Regions from separate parts of the Homo sapiens genome. Here region 2 is linked to region 1. The links are chromatin loops, found by intact Hi-C in ENCODE. Cell type or tissue: body of pancreas. All regions are shown on one strand.

Region 1 (5,000 bases):
TTTTGAGAGACTTTCTGCATGAAGTGCTACGGGATCCCCTTAGTTGCCACTATCAGGAAACTTCATTAATGGTCTACGGTTTCTTCAAAGCTTATGCCATCTGGCTACTGTTTCTTTGAAATGGTACTGCATGAAGAGAGAACCATGTGGGGCTCCAGTTATATACTGGACATAGAATACTCTATACAGCATTAATTTACCTCTAAAGGAACAGCAACCCATGCTCCACTTTTGCTCTGCCTGTATATTTAGAGCAAGACGTAACTCCTTAAGAACAACATGGATCCAATCCTCAGAGGCCTAATTTAGAGAAATGTCTCCTTCATTTATTGAAGCTTAAATAATACATTGGTACAATAGTGTGAACTTACCATTTTAGTCCAAAATAAGGATCTTCTAGCACGAAAAGAGAAATAAGTGACCTTTTACAATGTTGAGAGGTTTTAAAAATGTAAGAAACAGGAGGGGAAGAGTCTTGAGCTACCTCTTTTTCCCCAAATCATTTAATGAGTGCTTAACATGTGCCAGGCGTTATGGTAGGCCAGAGGTAGAAAAGATGAATAAGATATAACCAGCGGTCTTTCACTTTCAAGAAGATTGAAATGTAACAGTGGCAGACGCAGTGGATAAAATACAGTGCAAATAATAGCAAGTGATAGAAGTATGTGAAGGGTGGGGCACAAGATTAGAGCCATTTATTGTGCGCCAAGCTCTACTGTAAACATTTTAAAATTTGTTTATTTTATTGTGTTAAAATATGCATAATATACATTTACCATTTTGCCGATTTAAACATGTACAGTTCAGCGGCATTTATACGTTCACATTGTTGTGTGATCATCTCCACACCTTTCCCCCAACTGGAATTCTGCAGCCATTAAACAAGAACTCTTGCCCTTCCCCTCAGCTCAAAATTCTCTACGAGGTACTTCATATATATGGAACCATACAGTATTTTTCCTTTTGTGTCTGCATTATTTCATTCACCATGATGTTATAGTAAGCGTTCAACATTCAGTACTTCATGTAATTCTCAAAATAACTTTATCAGGTTGGTGGCATTTCCCCCATTTCACAGATGAAGGGACTGAGAATCAGGGAAGGTATTTGTTCAAAAGTCACAGTCAATAAATAGCATAGTGTGAATTTGAACGCCAGTCTGTGCGATGCCAAAATCCAAGCTCCTACCCACAACATTGATTAACCTGGTAGAAAAGAGTGAGTAGAAAACTTTCCAACACAGCTCATACTAGTTATAAGAATAGAATATTTCTCACTTTGAAAATGAGATTATTTGGCCAGGCCCAGTGGCTCACGCTTGTAATCCCAGGATTTTGTGAGGCAGAGGTGGGCGGATCACGAGGTCAGGAGTTCGAGACCAGCCTGGCCAACACAGTGAAAACCCGTCTCTACTAAAAATACAAAAACTAGCTAGGCGTGGTGGTGGGCGCCTGTAATCCCAGCTACTTGGGAGGCTGAGGCAGGAGAATCGCTTGAACCCGGGAGGCGGAGGTTGCAGTGAGCCCAGATCGCGCCACTGCACTCCAACCTGGGTGACAGAGTGAGACTCCTCAAAAAAAAAAAAAAAAAAAGAAGAAAAGAAAAGATTATCAGCTTTTCAAAGAAAAGGTTGATTGGAGGAAGAGGATCTGGATTTAAAGTTCACTCTGCTTTTTACCACTGGAGGAAAAGCTGTTGCCGTCTGTATGTACTTCTAGTCTATTGAACCCTTCCAGAAACTGGCCTCCGGACTGAAATTAATTGTGACAGCCCTTTCTGCATCTTCTCCCAAGAAGCCTGGGCCTCATTTCTCCTCCGAGGGCTCCTTTTCGTGGCTGCTATTTCTGCTGCTTTGTTTTGGAGCACTTTGCACCTGGAGCCTGAGGAGGGCCACTCCGAACCCGATGTCCCTCTCGCGGCTGTTCTGGCGTGGGATGTGTCCGCAGTTGCCAGAGCAATGACAACACTGCGGGACCGCGGAGGCGGCTGGGCGGGGCTGGAGCCTGTGACCGCGCCCGCTGCGCGCATGCCCAAGGCCCCAGCGCTTCTGCAGGGCAGTGGCACCGGTAGGCACTCGGAGGCGCGGAATCTCCTTTATCTTGAATTCTTTGGTCCTCACCTCCCTCCCACTGCACCCGGATTCCCTCTCTCGACCCAGGCGCATGAGACGGATGGTTTCTTCCCAGGACTCTGCCTTCACTGGGACGCACACATGGAAGACAGTGGACTGGGACAGAGTTCACCTGTCAACTGAGTCTCCTGTATACTCGACCCTGCTCCAGCCCTTCAAGGCCAGCTGCCTTTTGATGGGAACAGGGAGTTAGCATGTGTGGTGACCTGAGCTAGAACAACCAAAGGACGCAGCTTTCAGATTGATCTTTTCTTCCTCTCTCCATTTTGTCCTCTTAGGTTACATATAGTAGACATAATGGAAAGGCCGTATTACTTTGGCATCAGGAGGCCTGCGTTCCAATTCTGGCTCTGCTACTTATGGGCTATGTGTCCTCCAGCAATGCAGTAATGTCCTCTGAACCTGTTTCCTTATCTGTAAAATGGGGATAGTAACAATACTAACATCCAGTGTCGTTGTGTGACAATCAAATGACGTAACATATACCAAAGCACTTGCAAAAGTAATGAACTATATGAGTTGAATATTATTGTTGTTATTATTATTTTACTATATTTACTTTTAGAATCCTGCTTACTTTCCTATTTATGGTAGATGAAGATTGCTCTGGATTTCAAGCAAGCATCTTTATATTAGGTTAGCGCTATCATCAGCATTTGCACTGTATGAACACTATGCCCTGTATGGCCAGCAGCCACCTTGGCAGTGGGGAAACAAATCATTCCATCTCTTAGCACAGAGATTCTTATTCCTTGTATAAGTGAGTGAATTGCTCATTTGTTGCACAATTAATCACATCTACTTCCTCATTTCCTAAAATGAAATCATCTAATGAATTGGATGAATAAAGAGGAAAACTGGCTTTTAATTCATTTATCCAAAGTATTTAAATGTGTAATAATTAGCCTGCAGTAAATTATTGTGAGGAGAACAGAAACTCATGTCCAATTAGTCGAATCCTTTCCTATAGAATTTAGGTATGGAAATTCAGTTTCTGCTCACTGGAAGCTAACTTTCTGGGAAGCTGAATGTGGTCTGCATTCTGTGTGCAATGTTTTATTCCACCACGTGGAGAATCACAATAAGACAGCAGAGGCGGTGAGCACTAAGCACGTGACATCTGTGGCCCGCTGCTGTCATTATATATGAGAGAGAAAAACAAGGCTTGAATTCTTAGATGCTCAAGTCAGACAAAGGTCTCTTGAAGGACTCAGTAACAATTCTCAACACAATGCTTAATTCTACCAATTGTGCTCCATCTCCTTTTTCCTTTCCACATCAGCTATTCAAATTCCCTGGGTAAAGCAGAAGGAAGCAGGACCAGATAAGGCTTCCTGGTAAAACTGGGTAACTCACACATTGAGGACAAGTGATGCCTACTCTCAATGGGGCTCTCTCAACAAACTTGCCAGAAGAATATGCCCTCCCCCCCCCAAAAAACTGAAAAAGTTTATAAACTTATATTCCACTCAAATTACAATTAGAACAATTTATGAATTCAAAGGCTACTTTTTAATATAGAAACAGGTCATCATGATGTCCGGGTAGTTCATCAGGAGCCATTACAAATTTTAGGGAATGGAGGGAATATATCAGAAATTTTAGAAATTTTGTGTCCACAAATCTCTGTTGGAAGAGCAACTATTAACTCAGATGATAGCAGACTGCTACTTTCAGAGATGCATAAAAGATGGGAGGTTTACACTCAATCCAGCCTTCTAAGAAGAGACTTTTGCTCAACAAAAATCAATAGACACTATGGTCCCCACTAGAAAGGCTCAGGTAGTCTGGGGACTTGAGTTCAAATCCAGTCTTGGACACTCAAGCAGTTTCCTTAACCTCTCAGTCTTACAGCTCACCATTTATGATAATGGGGATAAAAATGGCTATCTCACAAGACTGTTACGAGGAATAAACGAAATGCCTGGAAAGGTCTAACATGGCCTGGCAGAGACCAGGAGCTTAATAAATGTCAGTTTCCCATTCTCATCCCTTCCTTTTCCTCCAGTTCAATAAATGTCTTTTTTGAAAAACAGAATTATGTTCTTTTAAATGACCTTATCACATGTTACTGCTATACTGAGTTTATAAACCAATTCTGGTAAATCTTGTAAGATTCCAATTTATGCCCATTTTAAGGCCGTTTTCAACAGTTTTCAATTGATGTTCAAGGAAGGATTGCAAACATTTGTTGAGCACCTACAGTACATTGAAGGGTTTCCCCATAACAATGTGCAAACTCTATCTCTACACATACAGAAACAGAAATCACTGAAATGAAGTGAAATGCAAGATTACAAAACTAGTAAGTGGGCAGAATCAGGACGTTCACTCAGGTCTCTTAACATCTCCCTCTGTGTCCGCTTCACAAGGCAAGGTTGCCTGTCAATATGTTTATTTCTTGATAGCAGGTTGTCATGCTGATTTCAAAGTTACATTTGAAATGAGAAAAGCTGTGCAATGCTTGCACTCAGAACTTCTGTTTTATAGTCTTCTTTGGACATAACAGAGTGAAAAATTGAAGCCAATTTGCAATTGGTTCCCTTGTTATTTAATCGTATAGAGCCAAGTTTACCGTGGTCTTCATATCACATCTCTAGCAACCAGAAGAAGCTGGCAGAATGGGGATTCTCAGCTTGCTCCTTTTTAGAATGGTTGGGACAGGGTGAAATCACCTAAATTTTAAGTATTGGGACACCAGGGCTGGGACAGATTTCCTGAATGATGACTCAGGTTTCTGAGCTGGTGTCCCTACTGAGAGAGGATATTTGGAACAGTCATTAAGAGCACAGACTTTACTTCCTGGCTGAGATCCTTTCCCTGTCACTTAATACTGTGTGCCATTAAATAACTTTCTAAATCTCTCTAA
Region 2 (5,000 bases), 650 kb after region 1:
CTAAATCAGTGTTTAATTTGGTTAGTGTGTATCAGTATGTCAAGCTTACAGTTCACCCTTAATACATTGTCAACTTGATTTCTAAATCAGTGTTTAATTTGGTTAGTGTGTATCAGTATGTCGAGCCTTACTTGAATTTCTGCACTTGAAAAACTAAGGATCAGTGTCCAGAACTCAATCTACCTGATGGAACTGCCACACTGAGACTTCCAAACAGTGATCAGCCAATCTCCCCCTGTGACTTCTGTGGCTGGTCCCTTTTCTAACTACAACTAAAGGAACTGTAAAGAATCTCATTCATTTAAAGAGACCAGCCACAGTAGGAAGCCACACTTACCAGTACTGCAATACAATAGGAAAATAACTTCATACAGATTTCATAGAAAAAGAAGCACACTGACTTAAAGAGAGACATGCAGTTTTAGCACCTGAACTGTTCATCATAGAACAATGAATGTTAAGGGTTAGATCTCAAAGTTCATCTCATCCAATCCCTTAGTTTTAAAGGTGGCAAGAGAGGCATGGAAGATTAGATTATTTACTCAAAATACAGCTGGGACTTCTGGGCTAAGCTCTTTCCACTATGATAACTCCCTATTTCATAATTGCGCACATTCTTTTTTTTTTTTTTTTTTTTTTTTTTTTTTGAGACAGAGTCTCGCTCTGGTTGCCCAGGCTGGAGTGCAACGGCGCGATCTCAACTCATCGCAATCTCTGCCTCCTGGGTTCAAGCGATTCTCCTGCCTCAGCCTCCCAAGTGGCTGGGATTACAGACATGCGCCACCACGCCTGGCTAATTTTATATTTTTAGTAGAGATGGGGTTTCTTCATGTTGGTCAGTCTGGTCTCAAACTCCTGACCTCAGGTGATCCGCCTGCTTCGGCCTCCCAAAGTGCTGGGATTACAGGCGTGAGCCACAGCGCCCGGCCCTACACTCTTAATCTTCTTGCAGCTATTGAAACTTCATATTCTTATTCTATGCAATGATAGGTAAATTTTAAAATGAAATTATGTTTGCTAAGAAATAAGAAGACATCCTACAAAACTTTCTCCCTTTTATTGTGAGCAATAGGTATTTAATCAATTCCTACCTAGATAACAGCCAAAGTGATACTTTTATAATGAAAGTCATAATGTGCCCTCCTCCTTAAAACCCTGAAGCTACTCCCAACCACTAACAGTAAAAGCCAAGTTCTTGCAATGGCCTACAAAGCCCCATACGTCCATCCTCCATGCTCACTCTGTTCCTGCCACACCGCCTTCCTTGCTATTTCTCAAATACATCAAATACCTTCCTGTCTCAGGACCCTTGCATTGGTTGTTCCCTCTGCCTGGAACTCTTTTCCCTCAAACAGGTTGAATGACTAACTCCTCATCTACTTCAAATCTTTGCTCAAATGTCACCCTCTTAATGAGATCTGCTGTAACTATTTAAAACTACCACACCCAGGCCAGGCGCGGCGGCTCACGCCTGTAATCCCAGCACTTTGGGAGGCCAAGGAGGGCGGATCATGAGATCAAGAGATTGAGACCATCCTGGCTAACACGGTGAAACCCGTCTCTACTAAAAATACAAAAAATTAGCTGGGCATGGTGGCGGGGTGCCTGTAGTCCTAGCTACTTGGGAGGCTGAGGCAGGAGAATGGCGCGAACCCAGGAGGCGGAGCTTGCAGTGAGCCGAGATTGACCCACTGCACTCCAGCCTGGAGAAAGACTCCGTCTCAAAAAAAAAAATTAAATAAATAAATAAATAAATAAATAAATAAATAATTAAAAAAACTACCACACCCACCCCCCTGTACTTCCAATGCCCCTTACCCTGACTTACTTCTTTCTGTATAGGATCTATCACCTTCTAATACATGCACTATATCATTTACTTATTTATTATATTTGTTACTCATCATATGTCTCCCTCCAGAATATAAACTCCATAGAGGCAGGGAGGTTGGTGTATTTTTTTCACTATTATATTCCTAACACCTAAAATACAGCCTAAGCCTCAAATATTTATTAAATGAATAAATTAATGCATTTGGCAACTTGACCATTATGTCTACAGATAATCAAAGGCTATGTCTAATGTGGTCCAGATCAAGGTTAAATCATTTCCCTGACATACTGGATCTTCCAATGAATTCCATTAAGAAGGGCAATATACTAAGCCACTAATATATTTCTACTCCCCAAAATTCTCCTTTAGTGCTGCTGTCAATAAAACAAAAAAGAATGTGTTTAAAAATTAGAAGATGACCAATTGCTTTCATTTTAAAGGAATGTCTAAATTGCATTTAAAAAATCGAAGCAATCCAGAATGTACTGACAAATACTATTTATTGAGCATTAAACTTTCAATTCTTTTGATGATAATCCTGACATGTTCTCCCATATAGCATTCTGAGAAATTGCTGCAAAACAAGAATCTGAGAATCTAAGAGGTGTGTGTGTGTGTATGTGTGTGTGTCTTTATGAGCAGTCATGACCAAGAACCTGATGACAAACACCTTAACCTATTCCATATCAGTATTACACACATCTTTTGACTTTTTTTCTAACAATCATGATAGATTTAATCTGAAATATCTTCATTCTATTTCCTCATCCTTTTTGTAAACAAAGACAAACATGAAAGAAATGCTAGCTGAGACTAGCACTGCAGATGGTCACTACAACTGATCAAAAGTTGCACATCTCCAGGAATACCACATACCCTGAAGATGGATTATAGTGTATCACTACTCTGGCCTCTTGTCCTGGAGTTGTGCAATATTCACCTCTGGGTCTGTTTAGAACCATGCTGAATTGAAACTGAAATCAGTAATCTTTCTTCTTAGAAAAAAATAACTCAAGATTACTAAGTTAATCAATTCTAATGAGATATGAACTGATTTAAATTAAAATAATATCCTCAAAACATTTATCAGTCACTAAAAGGTGGAGACAGTGTTAGACATAAAATTATCCCAAAATGACTGTATATAATAGGGTCACAGTTCCCCATCCCTAAATCCTTGTTTAGTTAGCAGGTTTTCTGGTGAAGGACATAAAACTGGATACCATGATGATCTTACAGCACCCTCAAGTGGATTAGACTGACAATGTTTTTTTTCTTGAAGAAAGGTGTTGGTCTGTGATATGAAAAAGAAATAGAAGCTGGGAGAATCTTTTCAAACAAAAACCATGGGAATGAATGAAGATGTGCCAACTCTTATCAGAAGGGCTTGCAGTTTGAATTATTCCTCTAACAACAGGGATAGACATTTGGCTGAGTTTGCCATATTTTCCATTTAGTATTCCTCACTCTTCCTTGAGTCACTTCAGGACAGCTTTGAATAGAGTGTTAAACACAGATGGCTACCTTATATGGTAGCAAATTTGTAATCTAAACCTTTTACACCATGTGCTTAGGAATGAAATCAAGGGGCCCCATTATGGGAAAAAAAAGAGTTCAAGGCGATCTTTAGATAATAACATAATAACGGACATTTGTATTAGTCAGAGTTCACCAGAGAAACAGATAACAGGAGATACACATACACATACATACATACATACATACACACACACACACACACACGATGAAGACTTAGCTCATACAGTTATAGAGGATTATGGAGGCTGAGAAGTCTTGGGATCAGCCATCTGCAAGCTGGAGACCCAGGAAGGCTGCTGGCATAATGTAGTCTGAGTCCAAAGGCCAAGGAGAGCCAATGATATAAATCCTACTCTGAGGGCAAAAGAAGATGAAATGAGATGTCCCAGCTCAAACAGTGGGGCCAAAAAGGGGCACATTTTCCCTACTTTTGCCTTTTATTCTATTCAGGCCCTGAATTGATATATATATATTTTTTGAGACAGGGTCTCACTCTGTCGCCCAGGCTGGGAAAGGCTCACTGCAGCCTCAACCTCCCAGGCTCAGACGATCCTCCCACCTCAGCCTCCTGGGTAGCTGGAACTACAGGCATGTGACACCACACCTGGCTAATTTTTGTATTTTTGGTGGAGACAGGGTTTTGCCATGTTGCCAGTGCTGGTCTCAAACTCCTGGGCTCAAGCAATCCGCCCTCCCGGCCCTCCCGAAGTGCTAGGATTACAGGCATGAGCCACAGATCCTGGCCCCTCAGTGGATTTGATGATGACCAACTACATTGCGGATGGCAATCTACTTTACTGAGCCCACCAATTCAAATGCTAATGTCATCTGGAAACACTCTCACAGACACACCCAAAAATAGTCTTTAACCAACTATCTGGACATCCCCTGATCCAGTGAAGATGACACATAAAATTAACTACAGGTTGAGCATCCCTACTCCAAAAATCCAAAATCCAAAATTCTCCAAAGTTGGAAACTTTTTGAGCACTCACATGAAGCCACAAATGGAAAATTTCACACCTGACCTCATGTGGTAGAACCCAGTCAAAATGTAGGAACGTGGCACCATGTTTACTCAGCGTCCCAAGGGTAAAATAAAATTACCTTCAAGTTGTGGGTATAAGGTGCATACAAAACATAAATGAATTTTTTGTTTAGACTTGAGTCCCCAAGGTATCTCATTATATATATGCAATTATTCTAAAATCTCAAATTCAAAACACTCTGGTCCCAACCAGTTCAGATAAGGGATACCTGACCTATGTCATAATTTTTTTTAATAAAATAAATTCCATACATATATTTTAAAGCTACATCCTTAAAGAGCATGGTTTCACTGACCCTCTAAATGGCATGGTAATGGTAGAAAGAGTACTAGATACACAGTTAGACGACATGTATTCTAAAGTTAGTTTTTGAAAAACAAAAGCATGTATTAACCTCTCCATATTTGTTTCTTCGTTTTTAAAATGGCAGAGTAGAAAAAGCAGAGGCTACTAGTTGGTGGCTTCTTAGTGTATTAGTCAAAACCTTTGGTTCCAAACTACAGATTTCCTCCATCTGGCTTAAGCAACAAAAAGGGACTATTTTCAGGAAAATAAAGACAGTAATTGGAGAAGAACGA

Evidence for each region. A loop is a pair of places that touch in the nucleus more often than their neighbours do. Peaks named below come from ENCODE experiments on the same cell type or tissue, not always from the same donor. Only the 100,000 strongest peaks of a DNase experiment are listed, where the experiment ranks them.
Region 2: it touches region 1 in a loop (3-fold over the local background); 8 of 110 quality-filtered maps call a loop at or near these places.

Annotation. Positions count from the first base shown.
Region 1 is chr3:179,940,445-179,945,444 of GRCh38, forward strand. The region is part of intron 2 of PEX5L (peroxisomal biogenesis factor 5 like); the gene reads right to left. Among named protein-coding and RNA genes, the nearest start is that of PEX5L-AS2, 45 kb to the left of the region's middle. RefSeq lists an enhancer at 1,872-1,951. In body of pancreas, no CTCF peak of the experiment used is centred here; a DNase peak (open chromatin) is centred at 1,987.
Region 2 is chr3:180,592,077-180,597,076 of GRCh38, forward strand. The region is part of intron 1 of TTC14-DT (TTC14 divergent transcript); the gene reads right to left. Among named protein-coding and RNA genes, the nearest start is that of TTC14-DT, 7.5 kb to the right of the region's middle. In body of pancreas, a CTCF peak has its summit at 3,077; no DNase peak of the experiment used is centred here.